2 separate regions of the Homo sapiens genome follow, and region 2 is linked to region 1. Evidence: read pairs that join two places in POLR2A ChIA-PET (ENCODE). Cell type or tissue: A673. All regions are shown on one strand.

The links. ChIA-PET counts read pairs that join two places held together with the same protein. Peaks named below come from ENCODE experiments on the same cell type or tissue, not always from the same donor. Only the 100,000 strongest peaks of a DNase experiment are listed, where the experiment ranks them.
Region 2: POLR2A ChIA-PET joins it to region 1 with 14 read pairs; 2 of 35 experiments call an interaction of 5 or more read pairs at or near these places.

What each region holds. Positions count from the first base shown.
Region 1 is chr6:70,370,108-70,372,607 of GRCh38, forward strand. All of the region lies in intron 1 of LOC105377848 (a long non-coding RNA gene), which reads right to left. Among named protein-coding and RNA genes, the nearest start is that of LINC01610, 23 kb to the right of the region's middle. In A673, a CTCF peak has its summit at 1,612 (motif pointing right); DNase peaks (open chromatin) are centred at 574 and 1,554; H3K4me3 peaks cover 694 bases.
Region 2 is chr6:70,539,533-70,542,032 of GRCh38, forward strand. All of the region lies in intron 20 of FAM135A (family with sequence similarity 135 member A), which reads left to right. Among named protein-coding and RNA genes, the nearest start is that of SDHAF4, 26 kb to the right of the region's middle. In A673, no CTCF peak of the experiment used is centred here; no DNase peak of the experiment used is centred here.

The DNA.
Region 1 (2,500 bases):
GTGTGGATGTCCAGGAAACTTCCACTGGAAATTTATCAAAACTGGGGAGATGATGATTAATCACATCCAAAGAATAAGCTAATATGTACACAAATGAGAGAAAAGTGAAAATAGGAACATTGTCTTGGTATGGACAAAGGGTTTGCTATGGCAGTCACCAGGCTAGTTTGTGTAGCCATGAGTTGAGGTTTCCTAACAAAACAAAGAGGTTCTTACCTCCAGAATGCTACTGGACCCACAAATATCAGGGACAGATTTGATGACTTCTTTAAGTTCCCTTCTTTAGGTTCTCACCTAGCAGTCTATAATTTTAGGATTGTGGAGAATATTAGCAATAATTAAACATGGCAGCCCTTAATCAATGGCATTTAGACAAGAAGATGATGCATTAAACATGCTGTTTTCACTGTCCTCCCCATCTTCACCCCTGTGCAGCCCTGTTAAGAATGAACACATTAATAATTTACAAACGCGCACATATGCTAATCTATTTTCTAAAGTGATGGAAAGATTCATAGTTTGCCAGTGTCCGTTCCAAACAGCATGATTTATTGAGGATTAAGGTTTAAGCTTATCCTCTCTAAATTCATCCTCAGTAATAAGATTTTGGTTCATTTGAATGTAAATGCTGCAGCTGAGTATCCAGAAGCTGCGTTTATTTAAATCCCTATCCAAGATATTACTGAACATGTTGCCTACATGTCTGACATAACTTTTTTGAAAGTAAGTTAACATTTACTCAGAAGTGAGCTGAGTCCACAATCAAATCACCTCATTTCTATTTTAAATAATTGTACTTTATTTCACCTTTAAACTTACCTTGGGTACGTTCCACTTTTATTTTTTAAAATAGTATTTTTCTGTCGCTGAATAAAACCAGCTGACCCAAAGCAACTTCTATGCTGACAATTTGATCAAAGTAGATCACTCTGAAGTAAGCATGACATATTCTGAGTAACGCAATATGCTTATTACAAAACAGCGTAAAAATGGCTTCATTACAATGTCAGTAGATAAAGACATTACTAATATTGGATTTTACATATTCTAAGGAAGGAATGGGACAGACTATTTTTGGCTTTGAATGTGACAGACATAATTTCATCAGTCATAAAAATAAACCCATGGTATGCAGATCTATCATTATATAAATGTGGAAAATTATACTCAAAGTTTAATTTAAAGCAGTGAATATAACCAATATTTGATATACATACATATCAGAATTTAAGATTGAACGTAGTTAATATTACTGGAAAAAAATAATAAATTATTCAATTATCTTCTGTTTACACTGCACCCAGAAATATTTTGTAAAATCTCGCCTGCTTCAATTGTAAGTGGTTAGAAACTAGCAATAAATTAGTAAGTCTTGAATTCCTAGGTTTTAAATTTCAGGCAGCCAAATTGAAAAAAATACAAGATTGATAAAGTCATAAAAACTTTATGTAAACACATAGTTCACTGCTTTGAATTAAAGAGTAAACATAAAGATTAGTCACTAATTTGCTGATGGTTCTTAACATTTCTTGGACATCTGCCAACATTTGTACATTTAAAGCTAGTAAAGAAACCAGAATTTCTTCAATCTTGCCACTAGATGGCATAGACTTGGAGACTCAGCCTTGGCTTAAAAGTAGTTTAAGCAAAACACAAAACACAGAATCTTTGTATGGTGGACATAGAGAAGAAAAGTTTGTATTAACTTGGGTCAAAGAGGATAAGAAGAAGAATAAATAAATAATATTTCCCTACATCATATTTAAGTTTTCCGTATGAAAGTTTAGAATACAAGAATTTTATAATTTGTCATACATGGGAACAGGGAAGAAAATTGGTGGTAAAAAATAAAATATATTCCTTGAAATTTATCCATTTTTAGCTATGAAAAAATTACCACAGGATAGGGAAGGATTAAAACCAGTGATTCCCCCTTTCCCCACTTTTGGAATGAACACAGGTAAATATATGCATGCAACTATTAGGAACAGATTAAAAATTAGTTGAATTTAAATTGAAAACATCTGGTGATCTATTGTGCAATTTAAATGCCTTAAATTTAGCTTTTTATTGATAAATATTCATGCTGATTTTCATTCCAAATAACATTTTTAACAGCTTTATTGAGATAAAATTTATATACCATAAAATCCAGCCATTCAAAGTGCACAATTCAGTGCTTGCTAGTATAGTCACAGGGTTGTACAACCATCACCATAATGTCAGGACATTTTTGTCCCCCTTGAAAGAATCCCTGTGTCTATTGGCTGTCATATCCATCCCCCTCCCTGTCCCACCTCATCAGCAACCTCTCATCTATTTGGTGTCTCTATGGACTTGCCTATTCTGGATATTTCATATAAATAGAATCATACAACATATGGTCTTTTGTGACTGATTTTGTTCATTTAGCATAATGTTTTCAAGATTTATCCGTATTTCAGTATGTATCAGAACTTCATTCCTTCTTAGGGCTGAAAATATTCCATTGTATAGATAT
Region 2 (2,500 bases), 170 kb after region 1:
TACCACCTAAAGTAAGGAAAATAGCCCTCTTGCTTTCCATTTCTAATTGCAATCATTACTCCTCCACTGTTATATAAAACCACTTTATTTGAGGCTTGTATCATCCAAGCTGTGCTACCATCTATTATTCTTTAATATAATGACCTCCTGGTTATCCCAGGAGAATAAAAGACATTGACACGGCCGGGCGTGGTGGCTCACGCCTGTAATCCCAGCACTTTGGGAGCCTGAGGCGGGCGGATCACGAGGTCAGGAGATCGAGACCATCCTGGCTAACACGGTGAAACCCCGTCTCTACTAAAAATACAAAAAAATTAGCCAGGCGTGGTGGTGGGCACCTGTAGTCCCAGCTACTCGGGAGGCTGAGGCAGGAGAATGGCGTGAACCTGGGAGGCGGAGCTTGCAGTGAGCCGCGATCATGCCACTGCACTCCAGGCTGGGAGACAGAGTGAGACTCCGTCTCAAAAAAAAGAAAGACATTGACAAATGTTTGTAACATGATTATGTTTGGGAAAAGATTCTCCTCTTGGGTCTTAACGTACTTAGATCTGGAATCATTTTTGGTAATTTGATGAGTCAACCCTTTAGATAATTCATTATGCATCACCATGCCTTTCTCAACTCCAGTGTCCCTTCATTCCACTCCATGTTGAACTCATACCCACGGCTACACTGTAGTCCTGAAATTTCAGCCAACGTTCCATTCTGTTACTGTGATGTCTTATCCTTCTTTTTCTCTCACTCCCTTCTCATCTGCTTTTTAGACTCATTTATGATTCCTGCTACTTTTTTTTTTTTTTTTTTTTTTTTGAGACGGAGTCTCGCTCTGCCGCCCAGGCTGGAGTGCAGTGGCACGATCTCGGCTCGCTGCAAGCTCCGCCTCCCGAGTTCACACCATTCTCCTGCCTCAGCCTCCTGAGTAGCTGGGACTACAGGCGCCCGCCACCACGCCCAGCTAATTTTTTGTATTTTTTAGTAGAGACGGGGTTTCACCATGTTAGCCAGGCTGGTCTCGATCTCCTGACCTTGTGATCCGCCCGCCTCGGCCTCCTAAAGTGCTGGGATTACAGGCGTGAGCCACCGCACCTGGCTAATTCCTGCTACATTTTCTTAAGTCTCCCTCCCGTTCATGGTTTTACTCCCTTCCTGACTCAAGTCTCAGACTTCATGGATTACTTTTGTCTTTCATGTATTACTCTTTGTTTTTCTATCCTAGTCATCTTGCAAATCTATATTACTGTTTTTATACCTAGCCTTTGATCTCTTCCAAAAAAGATCACACAGACATGCAGAATCAGCAGCACTGTAGGTCCACAGGGTCCCTATCTAGTTATCTTTAGTTAGCTTCCTATCTATTCCCTTAGACACTCTCCCAAAGTTTCACCTTTCCTCAAACATCAGGTTTTCACTGCTCCCTTCATTTCTCACAGTTAGCTTTGCTTTTGCTTTCTACTTTATCTTTGAAGTTCAAGACATTTCTTTCTACCTACCAACATTAATTAACCTATGTTTTCCTTTTAGTTCAGTGAAAGATTTATAATCTGTTCAAGAATAATTACCCTCTCTGTTTTGGAACTCATACCTTCTCATCAGTATCTTTAAACTCTTACTCTTTCAGTAATTAATCCTTTAATAGATAAAGTTATTCCCATTTCTTCCATCTTAATAATAATAATAAATATTTCTGTTGATCTCTTATTCTGTACTTGTCCCCCTTTCCCCTTTTTCTGAGAGTGTTGGGGGGTAGGGTTGAACCTTTTGAAAGAACAGTCACTTTATTACTCCCCCCTTTTTTTCACTTTTTTGGTTTCTGTCTGCACCACTCCACTGAAGCTTGCCAAATCCAGTGATCTCTTTGCTTTTATTTGAATATTAAGACATTTAAGACTACTGAAAACTCCTTCTTGAAATATTTTCCTTTCTCCATTTTTGTGGGATCCACCTCTCCTGGTTTTTTTCCATCTTGGCTTTTTTTCTGCTTCCTATATGGGTTTCTTTTCTTTCCTTGCCCCTTTATGAAAGCTGTTCTTGTGTTTTAGCCTCTGTCTTCTGCTCTTCTCACTCTGTACATTCTTCTTGGACAGCATCATTCCATATCCATCTTTACCATTGGTAGCTCTCAAATATTAATATATATCTCTAGCTTGTCCTCTGTGCTGTGCTCTAGACTTATACACCTAGAGGCTTACTTAGCATCTTCATGGAGATGTCTCATGGGTGCTTCAAATCTAGTGTTTTCAGACAGTGCATCTGTCCCCTGATTACTTCTCTGGATTCCACATCTACTGGAATGGCATCATCTGCCTAGTGAGAAACTTAGAAAGTGTTCTTGACTCTGCTTTCTTATTTATACCCCATATCTACAGAATTGCCAAGTTTTAAAACATTTAACCTTCTTAGTGGCTGATGGATGCTTCTCTTCTTCTTTGCCACTGCCTTAGTTTAGCCTTCATCACTTTTATTTAAATTATTGTTCAAACTGGTTACCCTGCCACATGTA